Linked DNA regions of Homo sapiens: all the other regions are linked to region 4. The links are chromatin loops, found by intact Hi-C in ENCODE. Cell type or tissue: heart right ventricle. All regions are shown on one strand.

Evidence for each region. Peaks named below come from ENCODE experiments on the same cell type or tissue, not always from the same donor. Only the 100,000 strongest peaks of a DNase experiment are listed, where the experiment ranks them.
Region 1: a loop joins it to region 4, with 2.0 times the contacts of the local background. A loop is called at or near these places in 19 of 110 quality-filtered maps.
Region 2: a loop joins it to region 4, with 2.4 times the contacts of the local background. A loop is called at or near these places in 71 of 110 quality-filtered maps.
Region 3: a loop joins it to region 4, with 10 times the contacts of the local background. A loop is called at or near these places in 17 of 110 quality-filtered maps.
Region 5: it touches region 4 in a loop (15-fold over the local background); 91 of 110 quality-filtered maps call a loop at or near these places.

The regions. Positions count from the first base shown.
Region 1 is chr10:119,816,743-119,821,742 of GRCh38, reverse strand. It overlaps INPP5F (inositol polyphosphate-5-phosphatase F), which reads right to left. Exons shown (of 20, transcript NM_014937.4): 16 at 826-897. LOC105378513 (a long non-coding RNA gene) reads left to right here and starts at 3,486. Exons shown (of 3, transcript XR_946359.3): 1 at 3,486-3,819. In heart right ventricle, no CTCF peak of the experiment used is centred here; DNase peaks (open chromatin) are centred at 3,112 and 3,653; H3K4me3 peaks cover 972 bases.
Region 2 is chr10:119,842,174-119,847,173 of GRCh38, reverse strand. It overlaps MCMBP (minichromosome maintenance complex binding protein), which reads left to right. Exons shown (of 16, transcript NM_001256378.2): 9 at 3,748-3,920; 10 at 4,579-4,702. Among named protein-coding and RNA genes, the nearest start is that of MCMBP, 28 kb to the left of the region's middle. In heart right ventricle, no CTCF peak of the experiment used is centred here; no DNase peak of the experiment used is centred here.
Region 3 is chr10:120,334,980-120,339,979 of GRCh38, reverse strand. It overlaps LOC105378515 (a long non-coding RNA gene), which reads right to left. Exons shown (of 8, transcript XR_001747606.1): 8 at 2,443-3,459. Among named protein-coding and RNA genes, the nearest start is that of PLPP4, 120 kb to the left of the region's middle. In heart right ventricle, a CTCF peak has its summit at 2,846 (motif pointing right); a DNase peak (open chromatin) is centred at 2,845.
Region 4 is chr10:119,747,825-119,752,824 of GRCh38, reverse strand. INPP5F (inositol polyphosphate-5-phosphatase F) reads right to left here. Exons shown (of 20, transcript NM_014937.4): 2 at 1,669-1,749. Among named protein-coding and RNA genes, the nearest start is that of INPP5F, 24 kb to the right of the region's middle. RefSeq lists a silencer at 4,474-4,768. In heart right ventricle, a CTCF peak has its summit at 2,019; a DNase peak (open chromatin) is centred at 2,044; H3K27ac peaks cover 448 bases.
Region 5 is chr10:119,856,893-119,861,892 of GRCh38, reverse strand. It overlaps MCMBP (minichromosome maintenance complex binding protein), which reads left to right. Exons shown (of 16, transcript NM_001256378.2): 2 at 2,009-2,094; 3 at 2,712-2,852; 4 at 2,968-3,009; 5 at 4,454-4,555. Among named protein-coding and RNA genes, the nearest start is that of MCMBP, 13 kb to the left of the region's middle. RefSeq lists an enhancer at 3,932-4,101. In heart right ventricle, CTCF peaks have their summits at 2,279 (motif pointing right) and 2,283 (motif pointing right); no DNase peak of the experiment used is centred here.

The DNA.
Region 1 (5,000 bases), 69 kb before region 4:
GACGGAGGGAGGCAGAGATGAAGGGAGGGAGAGAGAGAGAGGAGGGAGAAAGACAGAAAGAGAAACAAACTATGTATTTGGGAACAATACAGCTGTTAAATCTGATATCCAAAATCGAGAATGAAAAATCCATATGATATATGCCAACAGGCATCTGGGCAAATGACTAAAAAACAATAGTTTACACAAAGCCAAAAATAAATTGAATATTTACTTAGTAAATACAAATTAGAACAATTCTGGTAAGGTGTGAGGAAACAGGTGCTTGTATTTTGCTACTAGCACTGTTCATTGAGAGTCTTTCTGGAGATCAATCTGACAACAAACCACAAAAGTCATAATTCATCATACCCTTGTAACCAAAGAAGTGCGCAGGCACATGCACACACACACACACACACACACGTTATTGCATAAAGACAACTGCATCATTGGTAGTAACAAAAAATTGTAAGTAATTTAATACCTAACAGTGAGGAAAAACTTCACTATAGTAATGCAAACAATGATACGTGGTCATTAGTGATAAAAACGTATGGAATACATCAAAACCTGGGAAATATATAGGAAATAACACCAAATGCCAAAAGAATACACTATAACATAAACATACTAATTTAACTGTAAAATCTTGCTTTCAAACCGATAAAGATAAAAGGAAGTTAGAATGACGTAACAGTTATATAAGGTAAAGGGGTTCAATGAAGTTTCATAAAATACATAACAAAACCATATTCTCACATTTTTTTGTTACGAATTCTAAAAAGAAAATTTACTCAAGTTTAAAAAACAAAATCAAAACCTTTAAATCAATAAGCAACTTACTAGGCCACGTAGTAGGCAGAGTTAGAAAGCAGTAACAGCACATCCACGTCTCTGTGAGTAGCATCAATGAGGCTAAACAAATATGACACAGGAGATTAAGTATTTTCATTTCCATCTGCATTTTTTGCCAAGCATATTTCTACAGCAGAGCTACTTAGGACAAAAAATTGGCCAGGGGGAGGGAAAAGAAGAAGGTAATCAATGAGTTCTACTGCAGTTAGATGTAATACAATCTATCCATTTGGACAGTCTTTAAAAAACAAGGAAAAGCAGATGTGGGAAGTGAGGGATGGAGCGTAGAGAAAGGCAGCCAAAGGAGGAAGGAGTCCCTCAGGAAATGGGATAATTTGAGGTGGGGGACTGGTGGTATTGGAGGATGATAGAGAAGCAGTTAAGGGAAGAAGAAAGAAATACGTGAGAGTGAGAAGGGAGAAATCATCTAAACTATCTCACATTATCTAATCTTCAAAATAACACACTATACATTCAGGATATCTTTACATTCATGTGGAAGGCATCTTTTGAAAGACTTTTACATTAATACAGTATTTATGTGCAAAAATGGAACAAGTCCAAGCTACTTTTGCATTTTTGTCATTATAGATTATTTGGCTTTCAATAAACAAACACTTCCTTATTCCATTTTGCCATATTTATACCCATTCTAAAATCAATGATGAAAACAAGAATTAGAATCCAGGTAGTGTTCATGAACCATGAAACCAAAACTACAGTAAAATGTACATCCTTGTAAAATTACCAATAAGAAAATTCTTAAAGTATAAAATCTACAAATAATTAACAACACAGGCAGAATCTGAATTAAGGTGAAACTTTTAGTCTAATATTAATCTAACAATAATAGCCTTTCCAGCAAAAGAGAGATGTTTCTGCATTCTTATGCTGGTCTCCAAATTCCACTGTAAGAAAGCCGACATTTCTCCCTTGGGATTTCATACCTATTCCCTAGACCTTATCAAAATGCTACTAATAACAAGCAGAAAATAATAGTGGAAAAAAAATTTATTAAATCTGCGTAAGAATGAGGTCATTGTTTAACAGGTACTGCAGGGAAGGATTTACCATAATCTTAAACTGCAGTTTTTTACATCAGAGACACCTCGTTGTAGCTTGAGTCCAACAGTCTTAATCTAAAACAACAAATTCACCTCAATTTGCACGTACAATAATATATCAAAAAATACAGCAAATGACATAATGAGATGCCAAGACCGGGAACACACAGATCGATTCTAGGAGCCAAAATCTGAGCATTAACCAATTAACCAATGGGAAAAGGAGACCGATCCAGACAGCTTCATAGAGAATAATACCAAATAACACTGTAAAATGTTAAGTTTTACGCGTTGATACTTACGTGCACTCTGAAAATTGTTGCTTGAGCCAAGCCATAAAAATTACGTCATGACACATTTTAATATGAAATAAATTCTACTACTAATTACAGTGTTACTTTCATCCTAGCTCCTATTTTGGCATTAATATTTACATCAGCCAAACATGATCCCCAGTCAAAAACATTATGTCCTTAACAAAAAGCACTTGGCACGTAACAGGCAGTCGGAAAATGTCAACCCTCCCCCCACCCCCAATTTTACTGAAGTCTTAGCTGCAGTAAATATTTAATTCCCTCCCCACCCACCCTTCCCCTTTAAAAAAAAAAAAAAAAAAAAAAAAAGCACGTTCAATACGAACAAGAAACAAGACAAAAACCCTTTAGGTATTTCCCCACCCCCCACGTCTGCAGCTCTGAAGAAGCTGCTCTATTCGTTTTTGTTTTCCCGCCACTGGGGCAAGCCCTCCTTCCACACTATGAAGACGAAAATTGCCAGCACCACATGAAGCCCGACCACTGCAACAATGGTCGCATAAAAGCCGCTGTCTTCAGGGGACATCAACATCAGACTTTGGAAAAGAAGTAATTTGCAGGAAAAATATAACCCCACAGGAACTTTAACCATAAGCCCTGCAAAAAGGAGAAAAATCTTGAAAGTCATAGCCACAACGCCCTCAGACTTGGGCTCGGCTGCTGCGGCAGTGGCAGCCCGCTGCGCGGTAGGCGGAGGCCTGTGAGAGCGCGGCATCGTCAGTCAGTCCGTCCGTCTGTCCGTCCGTCGATGCCTCGAGGCTCAAACAGCTGCCTGCACCCAACCTCGCGCCTGCAGCGAATGCGGCGAATGCGGCAACTGCGACGCGGCAGTGCCAAGTCACGCCCAGGGGACACGTCTAGCTTCCGGACGCCCACTTCCGTCCTCGGCTGGCGGCCAGTGCGCATGCGCGCTCCATCCTGCGCATCCTACGCCTACCAACGAGGGCACAGACCCCGGCCCGGCGGGGGAGGGGCGCCAGGGTGGCCACTCCCGCGAGAGTTCGCTGGCGCCTTCGCCTTCGTCAGGGACAGTGCCTGCGGCTGGAGGGGGGCGCTGGCGGGCCGGGCGAGGGTACTGCACCGAGCGTCTGGCCCCTAGGCCATCGCATGCCTAAGAGACAGTGGCTGCCGCGTGCCTGGCCACTCCATTACCACTGCTGGACCGGGCAGGCGACCTGAGCGCACGGAAGCAAGTCGAAGCAAGTTGGGAACACCACTTGGCTTAGCGGAGAGGCGAGGCGGGCCCTGCAGGTCCGTGGTTTCCTCTCCAGTCTCAGAGCCTCTTTCCCGCTGTCGATAGAGTCGGGGGTTTCCTGCGATAACGGGCGGGAAAGGACAAGAAAGGCAGAGAGGTCGGCCCTGGCCACGATGGAGTCTGTCTAAGGTAGCCCGGACAGAGCTGCGCTCAGCCTTGCATGGGAGAAGGGCCAGGACAGGCACGGGCGTGCTGGACAGTTCCCGGTTTCTAGTTCTCTGTATCCGGCGACCAATGCCCTAGGCCGCGACCCCGCAGCCAGGCCTACTTCCCTGCTGGGACTGCGCATTTCCAGAATGCTTGCCTGTTTTTCCACCAGATATTTAAACGCAGCTGGGACTGCAGTGAGGTGAGTGAGGTACTGGTCTCTGGTACAGATTTTAAAGGGTGTCATTAATTTTGTCAACAAGACAATTGGTGCAATATTTTTTAAAATCAAAATTAATGCAAAAATATGATAAATATGATGGACAAAGCATCAAACATTTAAGATAGAATACATCCCTGTAGTTGCATAATCGTACCTCACTCACTTGACCCTAATCCCAACCCTGTTCCCAACAAAACTTTATTTACAAATCAACAACCCAATTAAAAACTTGGCAAAGCGTTTGAATACATGTTTTTCCAACTAAGACACAGAAATAGCCAACAAGTACAAAAAAAAAATCCTTAACATCGTTTGTCATCAGGGAAATGCAAATCAAAACCACAATGAGATACCACTTCACACTAAGTAGGATGACTGCATTTAGAAAAAAAGGAAAATAAGTGTTGGCAAAGATTGGAGATATTGGAACCCTCCAAACTGGAATGTACTGAAATACATTGCTGGTGGAAACGTAAAACGGCGTGGCCACTGTAGAAAATAGTTTGGCAGTTTCTCAAAAGTTAAACAGGATTATCAGATAATCTGGCCATTTCCACCCAAAAGAACTATTTAATAGAGACAGGTGTTCAAATGAAAACCTGTACACAAATGTTCATAGCAGCACTACTTACAATGGTTAAAATGTGGAAATAACCCAAATGCCCATCAAGAGAAGAATGAACAAAATGTGGTCTATAATGAAATACTATTCAGCTACAAAAAGGAATGAAGTTCTGACACATGCCACAACATGGATTAACCTGGAAAACATTATGCTAACTGAAAGCAGCCAGTCACAAAAGGCCACGTATTATATTATTCCACTTGAATGAAATGTCTAGAATACGCAAATGCAGAGACGAAGTAGATTAGTGGTTGCTTAGGGATGGTAGTGTGGAGGGTAAGGAAGTGACAGCTAAAAAGTACGGGGCTTCTCTTTGTGGTGATGAAAATGTCCTAAAATTGACCATGGTGATGGCTGCACAACTCTGAATATACTACAAACCACTGAATTATATATTTTAAATAGGTGAATTATATGGTATATGAATTATATGTCTCAATAAAACTGTTTAAACACACACACATATTCCAGGAGTGGATGGTTCAGGCAGGCAGTGAGAGCAAGTCCCCAAGTCTGGGAGCTGAGCCTTCCGCTG
Region 2 (5,000 bases), 94 kb before region 4:
TGAGTTCATACTGTATTTCTGATTCCAGTTCAGCACCACAGGTGTCGTTCTGCTTGTTCTCCTTTCTGTATTAGTGTAACTCTCTTAAACTTGATTCCCATTTTTCACAATCTTATCATTTGCACATTTTTACAACATAGAGAAGGGAATTTCAGAATTGTTAACTCATACCTTTACAAAACATAAACCTAAATAACTAGAGTTCAATCTGAAACAGTCCTCAGCCTTTGTCTTTCATGGTCTTGCCACTTTTTTTTTTTCCTTAAACAACAGAAATATATGTCTTCCAGTAGTTCTGGAGGCTGGGAAGTCCAAAATCAAGTTCCCAGCAGATCTGGTTTCTAGTGAGGGCCCGCTTCCTGGTTTACAGATGGCTGTCTTCTCACGTGGTAGAGAGCAGACAGCCTTGATGCTTTTGAAGAGTGTAAGCCAGTTACCAGTTACTTGTTTCCTCATGGTTAGACTCAATGTTTTGCATTTTTGGCAGGAATATTACAGAATTGATGTATCCTCAGTATGTTACAGCAGGAGGCATGCGATGTCAGTTTGTCCCTTTACTGGTGAGGTTAATTTTCATTAGTTGGTTAAGGTGGTGACTTCCAGATGTCTCTTCTGTAAAGTTACATTTCTCACTTTGTAATTGACAAGTAACTTGGAGGAAGGTACTTGGGGACATAAATATCCAGTTTCTCATTAAACTTTCACCAATTTATTTTAGCATTCATTGATGATTCTTGCTTGAATCAGTTATTACTTTGTTGGCAATTTTCTAACGCAGTACATTTATTTATTGGCATTCTACTATAAAAGATACCTCTTCCATTTGTTTATTCAAGTAATGTATTTACTTATATTTAGTATAGACTAATAGATTCTGATTTTATTCAATGTTAATATCATTATTTTATTTCGAGACCCAAATTTTCCCAGATTTGGCTAGTGGGAGCCACTTTAAGCAGGTGCCGGGTCCTTTTTTTGAGATGATGTTATCATTTTTTAACATTTATTTTCTGGCATATTAAGCTGTTGCAGCTTCATCGTATGCTTTGAAGATCTGAGTCCTAGATGTGCTCGTTGGTACTGGATTAGATTTGCATCTAGGCCCTTAAAGTAGACAGAGCTAGGATACATGCAGCATATGGATACATATATACGCACCCACATTTAAATGCACACATACACACTCACATGCATGTTTTGTGTATTTCTAATGTCTGTGAAAAACCATGGGTTCATATTTCTGATTCCAGTTCAGCACAGCAGGAGTCACATGTTCTAGTTGTTCTCCTTTCTATATTTATGACTTCTTTTTCTAACAAATTTGATTCCCATTATTCACAATCTGTTGTTTCCCCATTTCTACCATATACAGAAGGGAATTTCAGAATTGGTAACCCATACCACTACAAAACAGAAACCTAGTAATTAGAGTTCAATACATTTCCAGTTCATTTTTATTTTAGAATGCAGCTGTGTAGTCAGAGCTATGTTCCACTTACTCAGGTAACTTTTCTTCCCCTTCAGTGTGATTTCATTATTTATTTTACTTAGAAAGATTCTCAGAGGTGTCATTCTCGGCTATCCCCATTCCTGCTGTCTGTTCCCACCCAGCCTCCTTAGGGAACCACAGTTTCTGGTTTATCCTTCCTGTATTTATTTTTTTACAAAAATATGAAGATACGTATACATTTTATTTCTACCTTTTTCTTCTATAAAAGGTAACATGGTATATATACTCTTACACTTTTTAATTTTTTTTATTAACAACATATCTTGGAAATCTAGACCTTCCTCATTCATTTTTGTTTTGTTTTGAGATTGCCAAAAGCAAGGGCTGATGTCCCTCATCTACACCAGAGTCCTCTTGTTGAATACCGGACATTAATCATCTTAGTTTCTGTGTAGGATGAACTTAACATTTTTCACAGTTAAAAAAAAATGGTACAAAACAAAAATTTTAAACAACTTTAAATAAGCTTAACCGTCCCTTAATAATAGTATATGAGATTGTTCATCTTGGCAATTTCTGATTGTGATGACTTTCCTGCTTTAGTTACTTCACTATTGATGTAGTTTAGTTTAGAGGTTGTATTAGGGGTCTCTAAAGGGTCAGAACTGATAGGATAGATGAATATATGAAGGGGAGTTTATTAGGAGAATGACTCACATGATCACAAGGTAAAATCCCACAATAGGCTGGGGAGCAAGGAAGCCAGCCTGAGTCCCAAAATCTCAAAAGTAGGGAAGCCACCAGTGTAGGCTTCAGTCCGTGGCTGAAGGCCTAAGAGCTCCTGGTGAACCACTGGTGTAGGTCCAAGAGTCCAAAAGCTGAAGAACTTGGAGTCTGATGTTTGAGGGCAGGAAGCATCCAGCATGAGAGAAAGGTGGAGGCGGAAGACTCAGCCAGTCTGCTCTTTACATGCCTGCCTTTATGCTGGCAGCTGATTAGATGCTGCCCACCCAGACTGAGGGTGGGTCTGCCTCTCCCAGCCCGCTGACTCAAATGTTAATCTCCTTTGGCAACACCCTCACAGACACATCCAGGAACAATAATTTTCATCCTTCAATCCAGTCAGATTGACAAAGTATTAACCATCACAGAGGTTAAGAGCACAGACAGGCAGGCAGCCTGGGTTGGAGTCCTGACTTGGCCACTTACTAGCTATGTCACCTTGGGCTTGGTTTCCTCATTGTAAATAAGGGTAGATGTGAGGTTTTGGTGAATTTGTACGTGTAAGGCATTGAACGTTGTCTGTCACATGGTACGTACTATGGAAAAGGTTATTATGCTTGTATTAAAAAATACAGGAGTATGAATTTATTACTTCAGTGTCTATAGATTCTATAAAGTCAAGATCTAAAAGATTAGCTATTTGTTTTGGTCGTCTCACAAATCTATCATCTGCAGATTTATTTAGCAAGTCTGAAAAATTCATACTTTCATTGCTTGTCTACTCAGTCTTCGAGGGATCATGTAAGAATTAAATTTAGGAAAAACAATTAGCAAGATAAGAGATGAATGGATTCTCCACACGCTGAATAATAGATACCAGATGGCTTTTGAGAAAAAGACCCCAGTTTTTGAGATCTGCTGTCAAGTATTCGATGTCCCGGCCAATAGTTCAAGGAGTACCTGTGTTTTGAAATAGCCTTATGAGTGACATCCTACATTCCATTTATTGAAGTGCTGAATAACAAATATTATTGTTTCTGGCCAGGCATGGTGGCTCACGCCTGTAATCCCAGCACTTTGAGAGGCCAAGGCAGGCAGATCACTTGAGGTCAGGAGTTCGAGACCAGCCTGGCCAACATAGTGAAACCCTGTCTCTACTAAAAATACAAAAATTAGCCAGGCATGGTGGTGTGCACCTGTAATCTCAGCTACTCAGGAGGCTGAGGCATGAGAATCGCTTGAACCCAGGAGGCAGAGGTTGCAATGAGCCAAGATCGCATCACTGCACTCCAGCCTGGGCAACACAGTGAGACTCCATCCAAAAAAAAAATAAAAATAAAAATACCGTTCTTGAAAAATTGAATAAATGCATTATTTCATGATATGTCTTAACAAGCCTGAAGTCTGTGTGATGTAACACTTTAGAATGAGAGGCCACTTTCTGTTCTTTAAGGAGATGTACAGGTGGAAATATTCTTGGCTTTAACTCTAATTTTGTTTTCCAAGATGCACATTATTTTTGCATCTGTGCAATTGATGTCTCTCTAAATTGAAACTTTATCACCTCTCCACAGGGATGCCTCTGCACTGCTGGATCCGATGGAGTGCACAGACACAGCAGAGGAGCAGAGAGTACACAGTCCTCCTGCTTCATTAGTGCCGAGAATTCATGTGATCTTAGCCCAGAAGTTGCAACACATCAACCCATTATTGCCTGCCTGCCTTAACAAAGAGGAGAGCAAAACCTGTAAGTGTAAGTGTTACAGCCTAGTCAACTATCGACTGTTAGCCTCAGTGTGTCCAGAGCTGCCTGTAACGTGCTCATAGTGGAATTGAGAGTCAGGTCTTCATTCCTCACAATAAGTGTTTTCAGTAATCTCTCTCTCGTTGCCCCATTTTTCTCTTACATTAATTCTCTTCACTGAAATGAGGACAAAAGAGTATACAAGGCTGGGTGCAGTGGCTCACGCCTGTAATCTTAGCACTTTAGGAGGCCAAGGTGGGTGGATCACCTGAGGTCAGGAGTTCGAGACTAGCCTGGCCAATATAGTGAAACCCTGGCTCTACTAAAAATACAAAATTAGCCAGGTGTGGTGGCGTGTGCCTGTAATCCCAGCTACTCGGGAGGCTGAGGCAGGAGAACTGGAGGCAGAGGTTGCGGTGAGCTGAGATGGCACCATTGCACTCCAGGCTAGGCAAAAAGAGCAAAACTTGGTCTCAAAAAAAAAAAAAAGGAGGATGCAAACTGCCTTATTTTTAAGATTAGCATCACTTACTGACGGATATGTTAAGCTTTACCTACTGTCGACTGAATTGTGCTTTGCTCACGTAGTTATTTTTTTACCTAAGACACTTGAGAGGAACTGGAGTGTGTGTCCTGACTCAGGTCTTCCTTTCTCCTTCAGTTGTTTCAAGTTTCATGTCCGAATTGTCTCCAGTCAGAGCAGAACTTCTTGGGTTCCTTACTCATGCCCTTCTGGGGGATAGTTTGGCTGCTGAATACCTTATATTACATCTCATCTCCACAGTGTAAGTGCTGTATCCTGGTGGGAATTAGGGGAGTTTGGTGTGTGTGGAAGTGGAAGAGCGGGAAGATTGCTGGTGTCATTTGTGTGTTTTCCTTATTGGGCTTCATCACATGGTTTTTATCTGTCCAGTGTTAACTGTTATACCAAATCACAGACAAATTCCTTTTCTCACAGTTCACATTTAGCATTTTGATTATGTCCCCTTAAATTTTAGAGCCAAAATCAGATAAAGCAGTGGTCCCCAACCTTTTAGGCACCAAGGACCCATTTCATGGAAGACCATTTTTCCATGGACCGGA
Region 3 (5,000 bases), 590 kb before region 4:
GGAAGACTTTTGATTCTACAGTGAGATTGTTAGTAAATTTCAAATCCCATCTCAGAAGAAAGGTGGGGATACCTGTGGCGACATCAGCATTTTCTGGAAATTTAAAGCAAATACATCGTCTTTCCTGCAGGCAACTCCATTTCTCTGACTTAGCTGTGCTTCTGTGTTCTGCCTGGAGTAGAGGTGGCCAAAGACTCTGGGCCTATGTCACTAGAAAGTGCCCCTAGAAACTTCTAGGTGGATGTGTGCTCAGCAAGGTCATCCTCAGCAATAGGGAGAGGAAGCCAGCCCATCTGATGCTTACACACTGCACAGAAACCTGTAAACTCCGAGAACCATGTCTGGAGTGCCCAAGCTGAAACTTGGAACCTAAGTCAGTGTCTCCCAAAGGATAATGAGAGAACCACCTGGAGATGCTTGATAAAAATACAGCTTCCTCCACCCATCAATGCTCTACTGACAATCTTCAAGGTTAAACCTCTGCAAAGTTATGAAGACTCTGGGCAATTCTGATGTATCCTAACTTTTAAGAATTACAGGTACTTTTTAATTGAAGTCTGATTTACATGCAATAAAGTGTACAGATCTTCAGTCTTCTATTCAATAATTTTTGACGATATAATCATCAAAAACGATTTTGACGATATAATCATCAAAAACGATTTTGACGATAAATCAAAAACCGACCTGTGGAATCACCACCCAAGACAAGATATAGAACATTTCCATCACCCCAGAAAATTATCTCTTGCCTTTTTCAACTCCCAGCCCCAGAAGCCATGACTTCAGAGTTTTTACCATTATAGAGAAGTTTGCTCAGAACTGTTGCTTTTTGAAACATCAAAGCTAACAATGTAAAAAGAAGTCAGTTATTTGAGAACTCTAAGTAAGCCATTTCAGTTTGACAGGAGGAAACGATTTCAGTAGTCCATTTGAGGAGACTGTTCCATTTTTCTGGGAAAACCAGCCAAATGGGCTCTTTAGCGATACAAACACAGAGCCTTCTGAATTGGTGATGTGATTGGAGATGATTCTGAGGAGCTGGCACTGCCTTGAATGGGAGAATGTTAAAGCTTTCTGTGTCACAGGCAGGGCTGCAGATCTTAAGTGTTGTAAAAAGAAACATGTGTCAAGGCCAGCAGAGGAGGTGCCATGGCATTTGTCCCCACAGAGCCCTTTGGACAGGGTGCAGCCCAGGGTGATGGGGCGAGAGGCCAAAAGTAAATGGGATTGTTTCCATGAGAGACCTTGAACCCAGCACCCCAGAAAGGGTGACTTTTATGAATGGTGCTTTTCCCCCATCATGCTTTCTAACTAAGGTATGCACATACACATAGGGAAGTCTTTGATATTTCTATCTTCATTTTCTGCCTGGCCATCTCATTGAATGAATTGTCTTATTAGTTCCATTCCAATTAATTCACTGGGATTTTCTAGATACATATCTTCTGAAAATAAGGACATTTTTATTTTTTTCTTTTCAATTATTATAGGATTTTGTATTGCTTTGTTTTCAGTTTTCTGCCTTATCATTTTTGCCATTATGTAGTTAAAGTTCTCTAGAATGAAGATATTGGTGTTGAATTTTTGACCAGCCTAAAAAGGATAGAGTTGGGTCTAGAACAGCTATAAGTCGGTGTAAACAGCAAAGAGGCCACGTCAGTAGCTTAGATGTGCTGTAATAATGGCTGGTGGTCATTTTAAATCAACCCAAAGATCCCTTATAACTTATTATTTATTTTAAAAGAGGAGAAAAGAAGGAAATTCAGCATGTGTCTCAGTTCATGACAGATTTTTGACTAAAGATTCAAGGCACATTAGCAAATAGCTTTATTTTCTACTGTATATCCAGTGTGATCCTTAATCTACCAGCAAGCAAAACATGTTTAATGGTTCATACTTGATTTTGATTATTCTAATTTGCAAAGCAACCTTTCTTTCCCTTTGGGATATCACATGCATGGAAAGAGAGCGAATTGCTTAATTTAACCACCTCAAGTCAGTTCATGGCACACAAGCATCAGGAGTTCACAAACAGCCCCATTTTCATGTTTACCATTTTGAAATGTTATGTACTGCCCTCCCCTTCACTCAGTCCCTAATCCCATTATCATTCCACTGTATGTGCACACGCCAACGAATTTAACATGTAGCTGCCCTGTACGGCTTTATTTACATAGAGAGGCATCCCTAACAATACTTTATTCACGTGGGTTAGTTTTTCTTCACAAATAGGACTGTACTATTTGACTTTTGATTTTTTTTCATTCAGTATTACATACTTGAGATTTACCAGTGTTAGGATATATAGAGTATTGAAGTTAATAAGAACACCTGGTGACCTACCACCTGTCAGATTGCCAGTATCAGATAATCCCCAAGGTGTCCCACCTGTCCCCAACATCCTTCCCCATAATAGGTAACCAGTATCACAAACTCTTATTGTCTTACCTTTCCTTACTTTATTTATTCTTTGCCTTTATCATATATGTCATATACTCATAAATAACATATCATTTAGTTGTGCATGCTTTTAAACTTTACATAAATGGAATTATACATATTCTTCTACAACACAATGCATGTGAGATTCATTCCAGTAGATGCTTGTAGCTGTTGTGTATTCATTTTCATAACTATGAACCATTATTTGTCCATTCCCCATCCTCAGACATTTGGGTTATTTCCACGTTTTTGTTATATAAACAAAGCTGGCATGAATGTTCTTAAGCATATGTGCGGGAGCATCCTGATGTCACAAAGGGGAATTGCTGAGTCTCAAGCACACACATCTTCAACTTCACTAGAGGATGCCAAATTATTGTCCAAAGAGCTTGGAGCAATTTGCACTCCCACCAGCAGAGGGCAGGTTTTCCAGTAGCTTCAACCTTCTCCAAGACTTGGTATCATCAGACTTAAACTTGTGCCAGTGTTGTACCTGCAAAATGTGGCTTTAATTCGAACTTCCTTGACAACCAATGAACTTGCCCATGTTTTTGTACGTGTATTGAACATTTGGCAAAGTGACTATTCAAGGCTTTTGTCTTTTTTTTTCTGTTGAGGCTTTTTGTCCTTTGCTTAATTAGTGAATAAATGATTTTTTAACTGCTGTGTGACATTCTATTTTAGGCATTTACCACATTTATCAATTCTTATCATTGGCCATTTGGTTTATTTCCAGCCCTTTGTTATTACAAACAGTGCTGTGATAAATATCCTTGTACAAGTCTCTGTGCATATAAGAAATTTTCTTTGAAGTGAAACTGCTGGGTCTTAGAGGATGTGCATATTCAGTTTCCCCTGAAGGCTGACAAATTGCTCTCCAAAATAGCAGCACCAATTTACTATCCTAGAAATTGATGAAGTTTTCCATTCATTCTCCCACACATTTGCCAGCACTTGATAGCATCCACAAAGCAATGTTAGATATACACTGTCTCATTTAGTCTGTAAATAACCCTGGAAGGGAGAAAATTAAAAAGAATCAACATTTTTTTCTAGCACTCTACAATTTGCAAAGCACTTACATTTGCATGCTCTACTTCATTTTGTGCTCAAATCCTGCCACTCACTCTCTTGCAAGTTACATTCAATCAAAACCCAATGCTCATTACCCTTGATCACTATACATTGTGTATATGAAAACATCACTATGTACCCCATAAATATGCACACTTATGCGTCAATTTGAAATGTTAACAAAAAAATGAAACAAAATAGCCAGGGGTGGTAGTATGCACTTGTAGTGCCAGCTACTGCAGAGGCTGAGGCAGGAGGATTGCTTGAGCTGAGGAGTTCAAGTCCTGCCTGGGCAACAAAGAACTGGATGAGGCCAGAGATTATTCTCTGCTGTTAGGGTCCTCAAGAGGGAGGACCTGGCTCTGTCATCCCCTCCCAGGAGATTCTGCCTCCTCCCAAACCTCAGAAAGTAGGGAATTCCTCAAACATAGAAAAGAGTTTAGCCAAAGATGATGATAAGTTGTCTAGCACATAGGTTGTAAATAGCAGGTCACTTAAGGTAAAGTGCTTCTGTCTTTTCCCTTAGATACAACTTTTCCCCTTCTTATTTTCCTCAGCCAATGTCTGGTGCGGGGTTTGGGATAAAGCTTGAGCCACAATATTATAATCACTCAACCATTCCTATCAACGGAGACTCCCTTCCTAAACTGCTTATTTTCCCAGAGCTTTGTGACAGTGTTCCTTATGTTGGCAATGTGTCATCTTAATGATCTCATTCTAACAGTAATGAGTTATGACTTGATTCCCCGGCAAGGCAGATGGCATCACTTTTCAATCCCAAGTGAATCAGTGGTGTTGTAATGAATACCAACTTCATCAATAACATTAGAAAATAAAAAATGGTATTCTCTAGTCACTGTCATCTCTTCCCATAATCTTTACATTTTCATCATTTTGACTCACATTTTCTAGATTTCACTTCCTTTTCACTTATACGATGTCCATGCATGTCTGCCTCAATTATAACTTCCAGATTCCTACATTACTAACAATTGTTGAGGCCTATGTTGGGCCTTACTCACATAACAAACCTATCATTTATAACTGAGGCTATCTGGGCTCAGAAACATAAAGCAATTTGGTCAAGGTCACATGGATGGAGCCAGTATTTTAACCCTGGGCTTCGAACTTAAAATTCAGTGCTTTTTCTTTTCTTTTCTTTTCTTTTCTTTTTTTTTTCTTCCGAGACAGAGTCTCACTCTGTCACTAGGCTTGAGTGCAGTAGTATGATCTCTGCTCACTGCAACCTCCGCCTCATGGGTTCAAGCAATTCTTCTGCCTCAGCCTCCCGAGTAGCTGGGATTACAGGTGCACACCACCACATCCAGCTATTTTTTGTATTTTTAGTAGAGACAGGATTTCACTGTGTTGGCCAGGCTGGTCTCGAACTCCTGACCTCGTGATTCACCTGCCTTGGCCTCCCGAAGTGCTGGGACTACAGGCATGAGCCACCATGCCCGGCCATCTAGTGCTTTTTCTAC
Region 4 (5,000 bases):
AAATAAGTGAAAGAACAAAAACAACTTAATATCATTTATATAAAATCCCCAAAATACAACCCTTAGCAACATCTTTAGGAATACCTATATAATAAAAGCAAAAACGAAAACCAAGGGAATACAAAATTCAAAATAGCAGGTTCCTTTAAGGGGAAGGAAATTGGAAACATTTGGGAAAAGGCACAGAGATGGCTCCAAACACATTGGTCATATTTCATTTCTTTTTTTTTTTTTTTTTTGAGATGGAGTTTTACTCCTGTTGCCCAGGCTGGAGTGCAATGGCGCAATCTCGGCTCACTGCAACCACCATCTCCCAGGTTCAAGCGATTCTCCTGCCTCAGCCTCCCGAATAGCTGGGATTACAGGCATGCGCCACCATGCCCAGATAATTTTGGTATTTTTAGTAGAGACAGGGTTTCTCCATGTTGGTCAGGCCAGTCTCAAACTCCCGACCTCAGATGATCCACCTGCCTCGGCCTCCCAAAGTTCTGGAATTACAGGCATGAGTCACTGCGCCTGGCCCATATTTCATTTCTTAACCTAGGTGGTAGATACATGCGTGTATTTTAAAACAACCTTACCGCACATCTGCGATAAACAGCTTTTTGAATTTGTAAAATATTTCATGATAAAAACACACTTCTAAAAACAACCAAAGAATCTAGCAAAGGAAAATTAGATTTTCCAGATATACGTGCTTATTTCTAATACACAAAAATCAATCTAGCTCCCAAATGCTTAATATTATTTTTAAATAAAAAGGACACACTATAAAGATATATACTCACAATTATACAGAAATAATGGCAAAGCCTCCTATAATTCATAACTCATCAAAATTGATACCAAAGGAAAAATATTTATTTAAATGTAGTGCTTAAAATATTTCATTTAGGCCAGGCATGGTGGCTCATGCCTGTAATCCCAGGACTTTGGGAGCCCAGGGCAGGGGAACTGCTGGAGGCCAGGAGTTTGAGACCAGTCTGGGCAACGTAGCAAGAACCCATCTCTAATTTTAAAAAGCTCCCTGAAGGGTAAGGCACCAAAAAAGAAAAAATAAAATTTCATTTGGCCCCTTTCAGTTAGCCTTTTGGGACCCACCTGTATAATACCTGTTATACTTTCCCACCAACAAAATTCCCTTTAAACTGAGGACACAGGTGCCTGTCATTCCAAGTGAGGGCCTGGTGAGTGACCTGGACTTCCCATCAATCTGCCTGTCCTGGATAGGGATCCCTGACAGGACCACACTGTGTGCTAAGAGACCCATACTCGTCTCTGGCAGAGCTGACTGCATCAGGAACAGTCAGCTGACATAAAGCCAACCAGTCATGGTCTGCCACCTGCCTGCCTCTCCAGCTTTATTCCTACTACTCTCCTTTGAGATCAATGCATTTGCTATATCTTTCCCTCATGGCACCTTCCACAATTCCAAATAATCATACGTTTATTTCCATGATTACTCTTTGATACCTGTCTTTCCTCCTAAACTGTAAGCTCCATAAGAGTAGAAACAGGTCTTCGCTCATTATACACCCACTTTGAGCAGACCCAAAATTAAAACAAAGGAATCAAAGCTATAAGAGAATCTCATGTATCCTCAAAGAGGAAAACACCAAAAAATGCTACAATAAATTTGACAAGTTTAAGGAGTTTATAGAAACATACCTGAATGAAGTTGAATTTTCCCAATAACACCTTCTACCAACCCCAAACAAATGGGATTCCAGGCAAGAAGTAGATCAGTAGCTAAAATAAAATAGGAAGCAGTGATGAGAAAACATTCACCAGAAAATATATTAAAACAGTATCTTTAGCAGTGTATTGAAAAAAAATCAATGTCCCAAAAAAGCAGTATGAATATCCAAATGGAATACATTACCATAAAGCAATTTGTGACAAAGTATTAAATGTGAGGCCTGAATAAGGCTTGGGATACAATAAGGCTTCGGACAGTTAAGGGGAAAGCAGTAACATTCAGAAAACTCTTCCCAGATAGGAAGCAGTACCTTGGCGCCCTACAGTGGAGGAACAGGGCCATTACACTACAAGAGGACAAACGGAGGAGCTGCGTGTGGTCCTACAGCACAGGATCCAAAGACAGGGCCTAAGAAATTGCCACAGAGCTGTCCACTTACTGGATCACACTCTGGAAAATACATTTTCCCGAAGATGCTTATACCAAACAAAGAAATCCGGAAAGCAACTGCTCTTTTATCTGACTTCCAGGACAAATACAATAGGAACTGTTTCCGTTTGAGTGCCTTCTACGTGCCAGGCATCTCAATCAGGGTTCCTCATCTAAACCACAGAACAGTGATTTGTTTTGGGTGACAGTTTTCTCACTTCTTCCATATGAGAAATTAGATGACACAAGCTGGTTCCATTCTAGACACACAAGAGAGAAGCAAATTCATTACATGCAACGGATGCCTAAGGACAGGGTTTATTCTCTTGTGTGGCCCAGATTGCAAAAGGTTATATACGTGGTAATAAACGTAACATTTGTGGTAGTTCGACAGGTGAAGATTATCAAGAATGAAAACAATATTTGTCTTGGCAGAAAATTAAAATTACATTTTCATTATTATCATTTACAATTTATTTTAGTGAAACTTACACTCAATCTGTAACTCACAGAGTAATTATACACTTAATAGTTTAGCCTCCAAATTCATTTGAGTTTTGACTATTGCATCTTGAATGTCTTTGTTATGATACATTCAATGGAAGGCAAAAAAAGTTGACTTGTTTTTGGCTGGACGTGGTGGCTCATGCCTGTAATCCCAGCACTTTGGGAGGCTGGGGAGGGTAGATCGCCTGAGGTCAGGAGTTCGAGACCAGCTGGCCCACATGGTGAAACCTCATCTCTACAAAAATTAGCCAGGCATGGTGGCACGCGCCTGTAGTCCCAGCTACTCAGGAGGCTGAGGCAGGAGAATCACTTGAACCTAGGAGGTGAAGGTTGCAGCGAGCCAAGATCGCACCACGGCACTCCAGCCCAGGCAACAGTGCGATACTGTTTTTATTGCAAGAATTAAAGCAAAATAAGAAATTTATTTTTTAAAGGCTATTATAATACATTATCATTTCTAATCTTGACAACTCTGAGTTAAGTTTAAGGAGTCTCACTTTACAGATGAGGAAACAAATGCTGAGAAAAGTAAAACATGGTCAGGTCATACAATGGATCGGATCAAGGCTGCTACCAAAAACCAGGTCAGCCTGACGCTTAGCCCCTGCTCTAAACCTTTCTGTTACAGTGTCCCCTTCAGAAATTATACGTGGAACTAATCAGTAAGGCAGTGATTTTTAAATAACATGTACTATAAAATCAAAGAAAAAAAATCATCACCTATCCCACCACCCAGAGACAACTTCTTCAGCTACATTTCAGGGCATTTGTTTGTATACATACCAAACTGCAGCGCTAATAAATAAGCATTATTGATGGCAGCCGCAGCCTGTCTGGATGCATCCGGGGAGGCGCGGCCAGGGCTGCGCCCTCCATGGAGCCAGCAGGGCAGAAAACAAGCGGGAGCGCTGCCCCCTACCAAGTTGGCGGGGCTCCTGGCACAGCTGCAGCCAGCAGAGGCTCCAGACCTGGGCATTCCTGTACTCTCAGCTACCCGGGAAGACCCTCTTTCCCCACAGGCTCGGAAGTGCCTGCTCCCACTCCCTGGCCTCTCTCCCTGCTCCCAGCACCTGCTCTGGTGCAGAGCAAGTTGTGGCCGAGCCTGGGGACCGTCACGACCGAGTCGGGTGTGCACAGGCTTGGACACTGCTGTCACACCAGCTCCCTGCCGCCTCAGCCCCCTCTGGACTTCGGGTGCCGATAAGCGTGGGAGAGAGGCCAGCAGGGGTGAGGGCAGCTCCAAGTGGGCCTGCAGGCACCCCTCAGCCCAAACAGCCTGGGCAGTGGAGGGAGACAGACACAGGTTCCTGTCCAGAAAGGGGCAGATCACAGGTAAAACCCCACCTTCAAGCCAGGGACAACCTGAAGCCTGGGGTCTGAGCTGCAGGTTCCGGGTGGAGTCCGTGAGCTGGAGTAAGAACTCAGGGTGCTTTCTCCAGGCCGTCCGTGGCCTCCCATGGACCAATCAGCACACACTTCCTCCATTCTGAGCCCATTAAAAATCCCGGACTCAGCCAGACTCACAGATGTCCAGACCACCAGCTGCGGGAGGGAGCTGCCCCCTTCGGGTCTCCTCATTGGATGACCTGCCTGCAAAAAGGAGCTACCCACTTCAGGTCTCCTGAGAGCTCTTCTGGGGCTCAATGAAGCTGCTCTCTGCCTTGCTCCCCCTCCAGTTGTCCACATACCTTGCATACCTCATTCTTCCTGGACACGGGACCCCTGAATGGTGGGACTGAAAAAGCTGTAACACAAACAGGACCAAAACACGCCCCCTGCTCACCAGGTTGTGGGCAACAAGGAGGAAAGGGCTGCGGCCCTTCGGGAACACCAGACCTAGGGGCTCTCCGAGCCAGGGCTGTGACAGTGGGGCTCTGCAGTTCCTGGCATCTCCAAGCTTCCGGGCATCACTGCATTCCCCAGTACCTGCAGCAGAAACTGCTTGTGGTACACCTGGTCCAGCCACAGCCTTGCACAAAGCCAGTGCCTGTACCGGTGCCTGGAGCTGCCTGCCCTGCCACGGCTGGCACACCTGGCTGTGCATAGTGTCTGGACCGTGCACGCTCGCTCATACACCACTCGCCACTCCGCACCTGGCTTGCCATTGGCAGGCATGGGATCCGGGCTGGTAGTGCAAGCCCAGCACAGCTTGCCGAGCCAAGACAGTGGAAAAAGCCCAGTGGACCCGAGGAAAACTCAGGCAAAATCGCCACTGGCCACAGAAGTGTCCAGGTGGAAAAGCAACACCCTAAGGATCCCATGACATTATAGTTTTTTAAGTAATTTTTTCTAACATTTCTAACATAGTTTTTCTAAAATTTCATGAGTATTTTCTTCTTTAAAATATTCTTCAAGATTATAACTT
Region 5 (5,000 bases), 110 kb before region 4:
GGCCCGTGCCTGTGGTCCCAGCTACGCAGGAGACTGAGGCCAGAGGATCACTTGAGCCCAGGAAATTAAGGTTGCAGTGAGCCAGGATCACACCACTGTACTCCATCCTGGGTGACAAAGCAACACAACACCCTGCCTGAAAAAAGAAAATTGCATTTATATACATTCAAGTAACTTAGAAATAACTTGCTGCTCCCCAGTCACTGCTTGATGTAGCTTTACTATTTGTTATGTGGTATTCTCACGTCTTTTACACAATTGCAGGCAGAATAGTTGGTGTGGCAGTCGTGGCTGTGTAATAGTCTTTTCTTTAAACATCCATTTTGAATACAAGCGAAAATACCCACTTATCTTTTACCCAATTCACTGTATCTAGTAGAGCAGCGATTCTTAAACTTCAATGTGCATTATAGTCAGTCACATAGAGGGCTTTTTAAAATATGAATTGCTAGGCCCCACCCCTAAGAGTTTCTGATTCTGTGGTTCGGGGTTGGGCTGAATAATTTGCATTTCTAACAAGTACTCAGATGATGCTAATGATGCTGGTCAGGGAACCAACTTTGAGGACTAGTTTGTTAGTGGATTTAACGCCTACACATTAGTATCACCTGAGGAGTCCCCCATCCCTACTTCTTTTTCACAACTGGCCCTTGTCCAGTTAAGTAAACGTGTTTGGAAGTCCTGCTCAAACATGGTGTTAGGATTTTATGGTCCTTTTCAACAGATGCAGCTCCATAACAAGTGTAGACTTTTTATTTTTTACTCCAAATCTTCATAACACTTGTGTGATGAATATAAACAGCAGGATTGGCCAGCTGTGTGGTTTGGTGGTTTTAGTTCACATAAATCTGTATTCCGTCAATAGCTCACTTTTTGGTCTTGGCCAGTTCCCATAAGTGCCTGCTGTAGATGGCTTGTTAATTGTAAGGAGTAAATAGTAACTACACAGTAGAGTAATTGGCTGTCACTTTGGGTGATCAAAATTAACATCACCAATGAAGGGAAGATGGACATCATGTCTTTTCAGACATCTGGAAGGATAAACATCACTTATACAGTAGTTTGACAACATTGTTTAAACAGCAGTTCGGTTATACTTGATTGGAATCTGATCATAAGGGAACCAACAGATCCAGATTGAGAAGCATTCAATTTTTAAAAAAGGACCTTATTCTTCTTAAATAGCAATGTCATGAAATATAAAGTTTGCAGAACTATTCCATATGAAAGGAGATTAAAGAGATCTGATAGCTAAATGCAAAAGTGATCCTAAGCTGGGTCCTGTAACTGAACGGAAAAAAGTGCTATAGAGGGGATAGTATTGGGTCATATGATAAATAGGAATATAGATGGTAGATTAAATAAAAAGTATTGTGCCAATTTTGAATTTCCTGAGGTTGATAACAGTACTATGGTTAGTACTGTTCCTTAGGAGACACGCTGAAATATTTGTAGGCAAAAATACCTGATACTGCAACTTAAATGAGTCAGAAAAAATATGAGATGGAGCAAATGGGGCAAAGCATACAGGTGTTCTTTCCAACTTTTTTGAATCTGGAATTATTCCCAAATGAAGTTATAAACAAAAAAACTTAGGCTCTTTATTTCAGGATAGTTGTAAAGATAAAAAAACTACATAAAAATGTATTGAAAGAACAGAATGCTTTACAAGCAGTGCTTCATATGCTGCTGAATCTAGGTGGCCTTGTAGCACATTCTGTAGGTGTCCCCAGCTACACTGTGGGTGCTAGAGAGCCTGCAGGAGGTCAGCATCCTCCTGATTTGTAACTGCCCCTTCCCCTGCTCAGTACAGCTTCTTGAATGTGTCTTGTGCAGTACTTCAGACACACTGAAGCATAAAATACACCCTATCTAAAAATTCATTCTATCATAGTAGCTAATTTTAGTTTGTTTTTTGCTGACTAAACTATTGTGTGACTCACCTGATCATAGTCTTTTATTATATATTGCATGTACATTAGCTTTGAAAAGTATATTTCTCTTTCAGCCCAAAATGGAGTTAATCCTGACTGGGAGAAGAAAGTAATTGAGTATTTTAAGGAAAAGCTGAAGGAAAATAATGCTCCTAAGTGGGTAAGCTTATTGCTATTTTCGAGGGAGAGGGTTGGACAGACTATACAGTTTCTCTTAGTAGAGTAACTAAGTAACCCACATGTAATTTAAAAATATGTAAATTAATGTACTTCTGCTTCAAGTACATTTGTATTAAAAGATTTTGGTCTTTTGCTAATTAAGTTTAAGCATGTAAATACTTATACATTATGCCTCTAGGTGGCAGTAACTGACTGTTACTTCCTGAGACAAATCTTTAGTTGCAAGAGTGTCAGTTACCTTTGTTTTATTACCTTCATTTTAAAAGAATTGGCATGTGCTAGTTTTAAGAGAAGAGCTCAACAAAGTAAATGCCTTTTTGATCATTGAAAAGTGTTCTGAATGAAAAGCATTTTTTAGCATTCTTTTACATTGTGGTCAAATGTTATCTAAAACTTGAAAGAAATGGAAGAGAACTTGGGTTCCAGCAATTATATTGACCATTGAGATCATTTGGCTCTCTGATGTGGCATGGGTGTGTGTGTGTGTGTGTGTGTGTGTGTGTAACAGTTTGAGTCTGGATATAAAGTTTGTGTATATATGCTTAATGTTGTATAGACAGGATATTTAGTTGACTGACTTGATTATTTTCCTTTAAGGTACCATCACTGAACGAAGTTCCCCTTCATTATTTGAAACCTAATAGTTTTGTGAAATTTCGTTGCATGATTCAGGATATGTTTGACCCTGAGTTTTACATGGGAGTTTATGAAACGGTTAACCAAAACACAAAAGCACATGTAAGTATTGCTGTTTTCATGAATTTGTGGTATTAATTTTGTCCTTTTACTGTTGGTGGTAGTTTTGGTTCAGATATATTGATATAATTCTGTTTTTCTATGTTTGGGGTCATAGGTTCTTCATTTTGGAAAATATAGAGATGTAGCAGAGTGTGGGGTATGTATCTTTAATATATATGAAACATTTTTAGTAAGAATTTTTTCCTAAACAGAGAATTTGTTTAGCTAATCTTAAATTTATTTATCTTGTGTATAAGTTACAAGAAATCATGTGAAATGTTTTCCTTATTTGGTTTTATTTAGGAGTTTGATGTGACTTTTTTTTAATCCTCTAAAGATCTTTTGAAGGGGAAATACTGTTAATGCCAAAATTAATTCCTCTCTCCAATATCTGTATATAATATATGTAAAACAAAGAACCCTAGGTTGCAAAATTAAATCCTTTTTAATTCCTTCAAAGACAAAGCCAATGGTAATCTCACTGTTTCTTTCATAGAAAGCTGTCAGAATCAGCCTATAATACAGAAATTTAATGAAATATTCATTCCTAGGTAGCTCGGAGATGAGATTCAAAAGTCATATATTATTCCCTAGGAAAGGCATGTTCTCTTTCAGATATACTTAGAAAACTCTAAGAAGTGGAAAGGACCCAGGAGACATCAAATTTGAGCCTAATACATACAAGCAAGGATTTTTTTGTTTGCCTTTCTTTCTAGGCCTAAGGTACCTTTCTCCTAGAATGAGTCTTTTATTTATGACTCTTGAGCAACATGTGTACCAACTCTCTGTTAGCCTTTGGTAGTGTCACACATGGACAGCCTCATCTATTTTATTGACCCATTTCCAGATGCTGGGATTACCGAGTTACATTAATACACAGCTTTTTATGGTATACAGTAATGTAATATATTAGCCTAATGTGTTAGGACTCCTTAAACAAGGGATACTGTAATCATTAATACAGTTGATCCATTAGGCTTGGCACAGTGTTTATTTTATGGAAACACTCTAAAAGAAAAACAGACCTGAAGTTCATCATGTGTAAGGTTACACAAATCTATCTTTCAAATGAGTTCATTACTCTAAATAATTGTCAGAAGTTACATTTTTGTTTAATATAATCTTTGCAGTAACCTTCCAAATTAGGGCAATTTTTCTGTCCAGATCTGCCTACTGAACTAGAATATTTAATGAGCAACAACTTCTGTTGTGAATTAACGGACTGATATTGGGGTTTGATAAATCAGTTTCCTAAGGTTTGGATAAGCCAAGAGTTAGACTCTAAGAATATAAAAAGGCCTAGATAACATCATAAAAGTAAGGTTCTAGATCCACAAAGCAGAGAACTAGACCCAGATTATAAGTCACTCCAGAGGTCCCATTTTTCTGGATTTGAGGGAGGAAGTGTTTGATGACAGTATTTGAAGTGATTTTATATCCATTTTCTTTTAAAAAGTAATAGTTTGGAATTAGTTACTTGTTAATTAATCTGTAAAATATTTGCTGTGGTGTTATAATGTGAAAATGTGGTTGCTAATTTTAAAATAAATTTTGGGTTTTTTAAAGTAAATTTTTAAAAACACTTTTTATGTATATCACAGCCTCAACAAGAACTTGATTTAAACTCTCCACGAAATACCACTTTGGAAAGACAGACTTTCTATTGTGTTCCGGTGCCTGGGGAATCTACGTGGGTAAAAGAAATATCCTTTATCTGAACTTTCTTACTGTGTTGATGGTTTCTAAAAACTTAGCCTTTAATTATTCTTCCTTTGCAAAGCTTGGCTTTATTTTAATAAAGTGTGTTTCATTTGTTCTAATTGAGAAAACCCATAAAACGGGCTAAGTATTTGTCACTGAGTAATGCTAAAATAACAGTACATTCCTATAGTGAAATACTGTTAAAATGATTGAAGTAATTTTTTTTTTTTTTTTTTTTTTTTGAGATAGGGACTCACTGTCACCCAGGCTGGAGTGCAGTGGCACAAACATGGCTCATTGCTGCTTCAACCTCCTGGGCTCAAGCAGTCCTCTTGCCTCAGCCTCCCAAGTAGCTGGGACCACAAGCGTGTGCCACCATCCCTGGCGAATTTTTTGATTTCTTGTAGGAACAGGGTTCACTTTGTTGCCCAAGCTGGTCTTGAACTC